Linked DNA regions of Homo sapiens: region 2 is linked to region 1. Evidence: read pairs that join two places in POLR2A ChIA-PET (ENCODE). Cell type or tissue: MCF 10A. All regions are shown on one strand. Each heading gives the region's core, and the rest is flanking DNA. Links, peaks and the distances in the headings are about the cores only.

Region 1 (5,439 bases), core at 864-4,863:
GAATCAGCTCCTAATTGCTTGGGAACATTTGGCCATGCTGTAGCACCTTGGGATGCCCCAGCCCTCTCCCCGCAGGAGCGCTTAAGCTCATTAACCACAGCAGCACAGGCTGATGCTCCAGCTGATTATTAAAGCAACGGCGACTTTCAAAGCCTTTCTAGATCTGTTTTGCAAGGGCAGCGTTTTTTTCCTTTTCAAGAAAATCATGACGAATTCAGAAGTGAGACTTTAGAAATGAACAGATTAGCCAGAAAATAAAATTGGGCAACTTTCAGGGATTTCAAAGATTTTGTATTTCTCTAGACCATTCTTGGTCAATTCATTATTATTAATTAATAAATTATTATAAATTAATTAATATAAATTAATGTCTTCTGTCTTCCCTTTTTTTTTCTTTCTTTTGTAGTTTTAGGGATATTCAGAGTTAATTCAACACATTCCATTTGGGAATAAGTTTTGTAACCTAATTAACCATTCAATGCATCCCTGGATCACATACAAGTTCTCCTGCTCTCCCGTCAATGGTGGGCCCCCTTAGTAAGTCTCAGATGATTAAACCTCCAAAAAGTACAGAACTAATTGTTTGTTTCCTGCTGAGTGAGGGTATATCAATATTACTTTCCTATAACCTCCTCTGACCTAGCTAGGATACTGTTTGCACACAAGTTTCCTTCCCTGAACATCCAAGGTTGACAGCAGTAAGGATCCCAGGAGCGAGTCCTCAAGTCCACACTATGCAGGATGAGCTCATATGCTTCGAGATTACCTTCTCGCTAAAATTCTACTTATCCATTTTATGTTCTCATTTTTTATAAATCAAGCCACTCACTTAATGGTAACGTCTGGATGTCTATAATATTACAGAATTTGGGTTATTTATTTTTACATATGAACTTTTTTGCAAAGAAAGAGAAGAAATTAACAAGTATGACATGTTTGACTTTACTGTTTATCCTTAGAACTGGTTTGCATTATGAGCTGGAGATGAATCCTATGGACACAGGACAATTCTGTGTGCTCTCGGGGTCAGAGTCATCATGGGGAAGACAAAATTAGTTACCTGCCTATGTAAGCCACAGGCACCACTGAAAATGAACATTAAATGTTGATCCCAGTTATATTTTGGAATAGGTTGAGAATTAAAGACATAAACTGACCTCATAAGCCTTATTTCTGATGAATCACCTGAATGTTCTGTCAAATCACTTCTTGGTAGCAAAGGGGAAATATTTCACCGTTGGAGGAATAATCAGTTTGTTAGTGTGCTGAATTTACCAATGGACTCAAGGCAAGTATGAAAACTGTCCTGTGACACAGAGAATTATATAGCGCAGTATGTTGAATAATATACAGCTGTACAACTGGTCATTTCCCCATGACTTTTATATTAATTAATTAACACAAAAAGGGATGTTTGGTAATTTGTTTTCATTTCTTCCTTAATGTTGATTAGATCAATTTGGCAGGTCATATAGGTCTAAGAATTTCAAAGCAAGGGAATTGGTAGGTAGGATCAGAGCTAAGTTTTTGGAAAATTCACCGGGAAACGGTAAGTGGATGTTTTGGAGCATGGAGATTGAAAGCGTTTTAAAACATAACCTGAAGGAATGATGACCCTCATACATCTCCTGTGGATAAAGACCAAATCTTAGCTAATATCCACAGGAAGGGAGGACAATTGGTTAAGTCATTATTATTATTTTTTTTAAATAACTATCTAATTCTAAAGTTAATTGTTTAAGTAGAACCTTTTAAAAAAATTTTGGTTAGGCTTTCAGTAGATGAAAGTATATTTGTATTTCACAGGCATGTTTGATCTATTTTTGCTCACATTTCGTTCTTCGCAAAGAGAAACAAGTTCAGCAGATACTTGCGTGATAGTACCTCCAACCAAGTCAAAGGGTTAACAGAAATACCATTTACAATTCTGCTGACTGATTTTTCGCCTGTAGCTGGCCACGCTGACTTATGTGCGCACCAATATTCCACTGTTCTTCCACTGGTAAATCTCAAATGCCACAACCATGAGAACTGGTGATTCAAATCTATTTATAATTCAATTTTTAAAAAATCACACACAAACACACACACATATTTAAATCGACAAAGCCTTGGTAAAGACTTGGAGAGCTTTTCTTGTTTTAGGAGGGAGCGTGTGAGTCAGGAGAGGACTGAGGCCGTGCCTGAGGGGTCTTTAGACTTTGGTGGGGTCTGTAAACTGTTTCTGTGAAGAGCCAGACAGTAAATACTTAAAGCTTCACAGATCACATATAGTCTCTGTTACATATTTTTCCTTTCTCCTCTTTCTTTTTCTGTTTCTTCTTCCTCCTCTTATTTTTTCTTCCTTATTATTTTCTTCTTTTTTTAAACCACGCTTTAAGACTGTAAAACCTGTCCTTACCTCCAGGACAGTAAAAAAAAAAAACAAAAAACAAAAAACCAAAAACAAAACCAAAAGGGCCTCAGCTGGGATTTGGCCCACAGGCTCCAGTTGCCCACTCCTGCTTCGGCCGATCAGGTTAATGGTATCGCCTCACCCTCAGCTGAAGGAAAGCATTTAATTCCTGTTTATAGCAGTGGCCTGCACGGCTAGACTGCTTGAATTTTAGTGTCTACTACTGATTCTCTTTGATTGCTTTGCTGGTCATAGACTCACATTTGGGATTTGTAACACTAGCTGAAATGGGAAAAGGCTGAAGGAGAAACACTCCCTCTCTGAGGGGTTTATTAAATACAGCCTGAAAGTCAGACTTGGGTCTGGTGCTACTTTGGCACTCAACAGGCACCAGCTCCCCTGCACGACTTTCTTGCCACTGTCTGAACGCTGTCTGCTGAACTTGCATCTTGCAAATGCTGTCTACAGTCAAAACAGTCTCTAAGGGCATGGCATTGCCCTCTACAATTAATATAGCTACATTGAATGAGCAAATGTAATCAGGAAATGGCTCAAAGCTGAATTGAGTTGGCAAAAACCACTTTCTAATTTGCACCAGGTCTGAATGAGGGCAGTAAGCAAAAGTTTCGGCCAAGTGCCAAAAAACATTCAGTTACAACAATACATGAAACACTTGTATTAACAAGTAAAAGGTAACAGCTAACATGTCCTAACAAGTGATGTTACGACTTGAAGCAGGGCTGCTCTGTTAATGAAGTGACGGTGGCTTGACAGAGAGGAGAGGATTCGGTTAATTAACAAGAGTTACTACCCACGAATTGAGATCAACAGCTCACCGAGCAGGGATCCTGTATAATTCAATTTTTAAAATAAATTGTTGGCTCCTAATAAGCATTAAATAGCAATAGAAAGCACTGAAGAATAACAGAATCAAGGACAATAAGGCAAGACAAAGCGCTATGAAAATCTACTCAACTCGGCATTCCTTTGAAGGAGCAACAAAAGCAAAGTCAGCCACATGAGTCAAGTTTGGGGCTATTAGACCTAAGTTGGTGGGGGCGGGGGAACAACACACTCCTTGTAGTGACCATGAGTCAAGTTTGGGGACTATTAGAGCTAAGTGGGGCGGGGGCAACACACTCCTCGTAGTGACCCAAATATCATAAAAGCGCTCAGGGATTATTCTGAAGAAAGGCGATTTAATTAGGGTATGGAAGTAGGAAGCTGCAGGAGCTAAAATTTAGTCAGTGCCATAAGGCAGGCCTGGAGGAAGCATTAGCTTCTGGATAAAGATGGTGGTTTTCACACACTTTTGCTCCTTCCGCAGACCCCTTTCAAAAAAGGAATAAACTCACATGAGCTAAGAGGGCAGGAAAGAGATGTGAGAAACCAAATTCTGGAAGCTGGAAAGCAGATGGATGAGTGTTAAAGGACTTAGCAGAAGTCCTAGAAAAGTCTCCTAAACCAACAGTGGGAGAGCTGAGAATGGCCCCAATTTACACTTGCAGAAGTTCCCAAATGCTCAGGAAGTGAGACCTGATTGCAAATCTCCATAGGCAGCAGTCTGGGGCCTGATTCCCTCCCCGACACTCACTGCCTCACCCTCCCTGAGGTAGAAGGTGGCTGGACTGAAGGCTACAGGCTCAGTGAAGAGTGGGTCACCATGCTGAAGACAGAGGAAATTAGGTGCTTGTATGCACGATGAATACTGAGGCCCACCACACAGCTCTCTGTGGGCTGACAGTCAGGCCTATTTCCTTCCAATGAGGACACTGGGGAGGCTCCTCTGGGCATCAGAGATTCTCCAACTAAAAGGCCCCGTCAAGTCCTCTTATAATAAAATAGCCACAAGATCTAACTATGCTCTCAAAACTCACAAGTAGCTTTTTAGGCCCCCCACTTTTAAAGAAGCAGAAAACCAAGTATTACGAGACAGGAAATATATAAGGAAAATCACATATATGAAAAATAGAAATCCAAAGAAACAAACTGAAAAAAAGCAACGTGGAGGAAGTAGAACAAGCAGGGGGAGGAGAATCAGAAACAAAATAAAACAAACAAGAAAATCCCCACATCTACCACCTTTGACGTCCTCAGACAGAGAGATCAGGAAAGATATCAAACAAACAAGAACAGGATACTACATAAAAAGAAATAATGTGAAACACAGGATTTTAGAAGTTGAAAACAAAACATAGAAATTCACAATCCAAGAGATGATTTCGAAGATACAGTTGAGGAAATCTAATCTCCCAGAAAGTAGAGCAAAAAGGTGTAGACATGAAAAACCAGAAGAAGGAAGATAAGAACATTAGAGTGCCTCAGGGCAGTCAGTATAACAGGATTTCCAGAAAGAGAGTACAGAAAAAATGGAGCAGAGCAAACAACTCTCTTAAAATAAGTCAAGAATACTGATCAAAGCAGAGAGGCACATGCATTTCCACACCAAAAGGGTGTCCTCCAATAACGAATGGGTCTAGACCCACCTCACATCAAGTTCCACACCACTGGGACCAAGAGAAGGTCTGAAACACTTTCTAGAGGGGACAGACGGGACTGGGAGTCAGAATGGCTCTTGGTTTCCCATGGTGATACTGCAAATTAATAGGCAATGGAGTAACACCTTCAAAGTTCTGAAGGAAAATTATTTCCAATCTAGAAATATATACCAGCAACATTATTAATTTTGAGATTGGACTAGAGATATTTTCAGGTATATTTTGTCACAAAGTATTTGTTTCCCAGGTATCTTTCTCAGGAAACTAATTATGATTTTGCTTTACCAAACCAAGTAGTCTTGAATAAGATGTCAGGAAATAGGGGCTCAGTGCAGGATAGCAGCTAAGAGAGCCCCCCAGAGGAGCATGAAGTGACACAGCAGGGTTTGACCTTCTGGGCAGTCCACACGGGGTCAGGTCAGAGGCTCTAGGACTGCCTCAGGAAGATGTGACTGACAGCCCAACCGGGGTTTGAGAGCCTAGAGAGGTGATTTGCACAGCTGGAGCAGAGTATGGGGTAAAGTTAGTGATAAGTACACAGAAAAT
Region 2 (5,439 bases), core at 773-4,772, 270 kb after region 1:
ACCTCTATTAGAACTAAGCTCATGTAACAGTGATAGAAAAGCTAGAGAAGTTTAAATAAGATGAAGGTTTATTTCTCTTTCACTTACATAAGTCTGCTGGTAGACAGGAAGGGCTAGCGTAGTATCCTAACAATTACTAGGGACGTTATTTTTTTCTATATATTTCTCCACTCTCTGCATCATATGGCTTCCAACTCTTGGTACAAAATGGTTGGCAGAATTCCTGCCATCACATGCACCTTCCCATCAAGAGGATTATTTCCCTTCTACTTTATGGATTCTTCTAGGAAGCTGCACACATCATTTCTACCTAAAAGTGATTTCTTAGAAGGGGGTCACATGACCACACCTAGGTATAAGGGGAGCTAAAAAATGTAGTTCTTCATGTCTGAGGACATGTACTCAGACAAAAATTGAGAATTCCACTACTCAGAAGAGAAAAACAGAAATTGACAGACAACCAACAGTGTTTTCCATACTACCTAAACAGATTTCCAACTAAGGAGTAAGACCCTAGTCTTTTTTTTTGTTTTTAAAGCACCATCGAATTTTCCAAGTAAGTCTTCTGATGCCCACCTCACTTAGCTTGGTGAGAGGAGGGAACGGCCATGGTATTTCCTAGTGGGCTGATGATTCTCAGCCCCCTCCTTCTACTCAATGTGCTCTGACAGCCAGGCAGAGGAAGGGATGGGGTAAAGAGGGAAGGTGCTGGCAGATAGCAAAGTTGGTTCTGATAACTGCTTCTTAAGACCTGAGGAAGGAATAGGTCTCAGTTATTGATGGTTTTCTTGAGAAAGTGAAGACTGGCTGGGCACGGTGGCTCATGCCTGTAATCACAGCACTTTGGGAGGCCAAGGTGGGCAAATCACGAGGTCAGGAGACGGAAACCATCCTGGCCAACATGGTGAAACACCATCTCTACTAAAAATACAAAAATTAGCCAGGCGTGGTGGCACACGCCTGTAGTCCCAGCTACTCAGGAGGCTGAGGCAGGAGATTTGTTTGAACCTGGGAGGCGGAGGCTGTAGTGAGCTGAGATCGCGCCACTGCACTCCAGCCTGGGAGACAGAGTGAGACTCTGTCTCAAAAAAAAAAAAAAAAAAAAGATGTGAGGACTTCACATCACATCTCTAAGACCTCTGCTTTGGACAGAAATCATCAGTGTGCAGAAAACTCCTCCTCAACCCCTGTGGTGGCTTCCTAAAGGGATCATGATTCTTGTCTGTTCCCAGGAAATACACCTGGAAGGGAAGGCCAACTTTTGGCCTGTGGACCCTAGTGAGGTTCATCTCCACTGGCCAATTTGGTGAGCAGAGACCCCTGGGAGACAGCAAACAGAGACTTCCACAAGTGCATCGAGGGGCACCTGCCAACTACCCACATTGATCAGTTTATACCTCTCTATAAAAACAAGCAGGCTATGAAGGGTCAATGAACACTGGAAGAAGACCAAAAATGGGATAGGAGCCAAGCTGAGTAGGCAGGGGAAACGGCCTTTCCTCTGTATCTTCTGGGAAATGCAAAGATACTGCCTCTCAGAGGCAGTACAAGAAGCCTATGAAGAAGGAAGAGCAAATGAGTACCAAGAAAGAGCTCCAGGAAATGAAAAACCAGTTACTTAGGGAAGCTACTCACTGGAGACCTTAGGCAAACAAATAAACATCGGGGAAGATCAAATCTTGATTTAGAAAATGATCTGAAAGTGACCTTCCAGAATGTAAAGGAAAAATAATGAAAGAACAAATGAGAAACATAAATGTCATATCCAGGAGTTATCATAGCTGTGAAAACAATTGAATGAAAGAGAAAGAATCATCAACCTAACGAAAAACTTCCAAGAGGATAAACAGCCCATGAAATACCAGATAAGAATATTGACAGATCATCTACGCACAAACTCCTGGTAGAGTTTCTAAATAAAATAATAAAAAGAAAGTCACTATGAGCTCCCTAGTAAGAAATAAGGAAAGGAAGGAAAAGGAGGGAAGAAAAGAAGAGGAAGAAAGGGACAGGGAAGGCAATTCTAAATGCTAAAAAGTATAGAGCAATAATTACACAAATCTGAGGAAAAGGATTATAACCCCAGAATGGAAACAAAATATTAACAGTCAGCCCTTCGTATCCATAGGTTCAGCAGCTGCAGATTCAATCAACCACAATTCAAAATATTCAGAAAAAAATTTTAATAACATACAAGAATAAAAAGTATTACTTTTTAAAACTACAGTGTACCAATTATTTACATAGCATTTATAATGTATTAGGTATTATAAGTTATCTAAGACGATTTGAAAAATACAGCAGGATGTATATATGCTGTTTGCAAATATCACATCATTTTACATAAGCAACTTGGGCATCCATGGATTTTGGTATCCAAGAAGGCTCCTGGAAGCAATCCCCCATGGATGCCAAGGGACAGCTGTATTAAGCATAAAAATAAAGGAAAACTGTTTTTTTTAAAACAAAAAGACTCAGAAATTATACAACCAATGCAAGATATTACTTGGGAAATACTTCAGCCAAAAAAGTACAAATAGATAAGACATGCAACAAGCAATAAGTAATAAAGATAATAATTCTAATTATCCCAAACCATTTTAAATAATGCAGATAATAGGCCAGGTGCGGTGGCTCACGCCTGTAATCCCAGCACTTTGGGAGGCCAAGGCGGCCATATCATGAGGTCAGGAAATCGAGACCAGCCTGGCCAACATGGTGAAACCCCGTCTCTACTAAAAATACAAAAATTAGCAGGGCGTGGTGGTGCATGCCTGTAATTCCAGCTACTTGGGAGGCTGAGGCAGGAGAATCGCTTGAACCAGGGAGTTGGAGGCTGCAGTGAGCCGAGACTGCACCACTGTACTACAGCCTGGTGACAGAGCGAGACTCTGTCTCAAAAAAAAAAAAAAAAAAAACTGCAGATAATGAATTAACTGCAATTGTTCAGAAAGATATTAAAAGATGTAAAAACAAGCTGATCTAGTATTTAAAATATAAGTTATTTCTACAAAACCTAGAATTTCAGGTAGAAGATGGCAGACTAGCTTAAAAGTTTGCACAAGATTTCCTTTGATCCTTGGCAAGGATACAGTGGCATGAAGATTTTGCTACAGTCTTGGAATTTACAAGTTCAAATATTCTAATGAGGAACAACCAACAAAATATAGTTGGACTCAACTGGAGGTAGAATATAGTTTTAAAAAAATTAGATCCATTAGAGACATCAGAAACATAAAAAAAAATAAAATGAGAACATAAATTTTAAAAACAAACAAAAATGAATGACAGGAATTAGGACAAGGGTAATATGCTGTGAAAGATAAGGAAATCTCCTCTCCCAATTTTGCTAGATGATATTACTCCCCTTTCTTAAAAACATAGTTAACACTGACATTCTTATCTGTTGCCATAGTTCACACAGCTGTTTGGTCTTACTTTTCAAAAATACCAGTTTTATTGAGACATAACGATATATATAATATATATATTATATACATATTATATATTATTATATATAATATATAATATGTATATTATATATATATTATATATATATTTTATATATATATATTATATATATATATTTTTTATATATATATATATCTATATCTTTTTTTTTTTTTTTTTGAGATGGAGTCTCATTCTGTCGCCCAGGCTGGAGTGCAGTGGCATGATCTCAGCTCACTGCAAGCTCCACTTCCCAGGTTCACGCCATTCTCCTGCCTCAGCCTCCCCAAGTAGCTGGGACTACAGGCGCCCGCCACCATGCCCGGCTAATTTTTTGTATTTTTGGTAGAGATGGGGTTTCACCGTGTTAGCCAGGATGGTCTCCATCTCCTGACCTTGTGATCCACCCGCCTTGGCCTCCCAAAATGCTGGGATTACAGGCGTGAGCCACCACTCCCGGACAGTATTTACTATATTAACTGGTTTCTACAACTATCACCATAGTCCATTTCAGAGCATTTTAATCATTCCAAAAGAAACTATGTATTCATTAGCAGTCACCTCCCCAACCCCTGTCCCTTCAACCCTCCCCAATCCCTAAAACCCACTCAACTATTTTATGTCTCTATTACCTATTTTGGACATTTCATGTAAATGTGGTCTTTTGTAAGCTACCTCTTTCGATTAGCATAATATTTTTAAGGTTCATCTATATTGGAGCATGTATCACTACTTTATTACCTTAAAAAGAAACTGTCAATCTCACTTGTGTATGAAGTCTCTTTTTTTGTTTTAGTGGTTCTTTGAGAGACAGGGTCTCGCTCTTTTGCTCAGGTTGAAGTGCAGTGGCACAATCATAGCTTACTGCAGCCTGGAACTCATGGGCTCAAGTGGTTCTCCCACCTTAGCCTCCCAAGTAACTGGAACTATAGGCATACACCACCATGCCCAGCCTTCATTCCTTTCTAAGAAATACTATTCCTTTGTATACCCAATGTATAATACATTTGTTTATCCATTAACCAGCCGATGGACATTCGGATTGTTTCTATATTTTAGCTGCTATGAGTAGCACTGCTATAAACATTCTTGTTTAAGTTTTTGTGTGGACCTATGCTTTCATTTCTCTTGGGTAGAGTAGAATTGCTAGATCATCAAGTGGTAGTTCTACGGTTAACAATGTGAAGAACTACAGACTGTTTGCAGAAGTGGCTACACTAATTTACATTTTCATCAGTAGTGTACGAGATTTCCAATTCTCTAATTTCTTCACCAACACCTGTTATGATCTGACTTTTGATTCCACTCATCATAATAGATATGGACTGGTATTTCATTATGGTTTTGATTTGCATTTCCCTAATGACTAATGATGTCAAGCATCTTTTCACATGCTTATTGGTCATTTGTAAATCTTTTTTGGAGAAATGTTTACTCAGTTCCTTTGCCCACTTTTTAATTGGGTTGTCTTTTTATTACTGAGTTGTAAGAGTTTTTAGATATTCTAAATCTCTATCCCTTATCAGATACATGATTTGCAAATAGTTTCTCTCATTCTGTGGGTTGCCATTCTCTTTCTTCATGGTATCTTTTGAAACACAAAGGTTTCTAATTTTTTTCTTTTAAGAGTTTTATGCTTTTAGCTCTTACATTAGGTTTTTGAAACTGATGCACTGATTTTAAAAACCATATGAAATAGCAAAGGATCCAGAATAACCAGAAAAAGAACAAAGTTGGAGGACTCACACTTCCTAAATTCCAAACTTATAATACAAGCAACAGTAATAAAGAAAGTGCTGTACTGGCATAAGAATAGATGCACAAATCAATGGACTAGAAACATGAGTCCAGAAAAAAACCCATGTGTCTAGGATCGACTGATTTCGACAAGAGTTGCTAGGACCATTCAGTGGGAAAGAGTAGTCTTTTCAACAAATGGTGCACGGACAACTGGAGAGCTACATGTAAAAGAATGAAGTTTGCCCTTAC

The links. ChIA-PET counts read pairs that join two places held together with the same protein. Peaks named below come from ENCODE experiments on the same cell type or tissue, not always from the same donor. Only the 100,000 strongest peaks of a DNase experiment are listed, where the experiment ranks them.
Region 2: POLR2A ChIA-PET joins it to region 1 with 7 read pairs; 2 of 35 experiments call an interaction of 5 or more read pairs at or near these places.

What each region holds. Positions count from the first base shown.
Region 1 is chr6:1,726,533-1,731,971 of GRCh38, forward strand. The region is part of intron 8 of GMDS (GDP-mannose 4,6-dehydratase); the gene reads right to left. Among named protein-coding and RNA genes, the nearest start is that of FOXC1, 120 kb to the left of the region's middle. RefSeq lists an enhancer at 3,106-3,607. In MCF 10A, for the core only: no CTCF peak of the experiment used is centred there; a DNase peak (open chromatin) is centred at 3,049.
Region 2 is chr6:1,996,423-2,001,861 of GRCh38, forward strand. All of the region lies in intron 4 of GMDS (GDP-mannose 4,6-dehydratase), which reads right to left. Among named protein-coding and RNA genes, the nearest start is that of GMDS, 250 kb to the right of the region's middle. RefSeq lists a silencer at 3,220-3,420. In MCF 10A, for the core only: no CTCF peak of the experiment used is centred there; no DNase peak of the experiment used is centred there.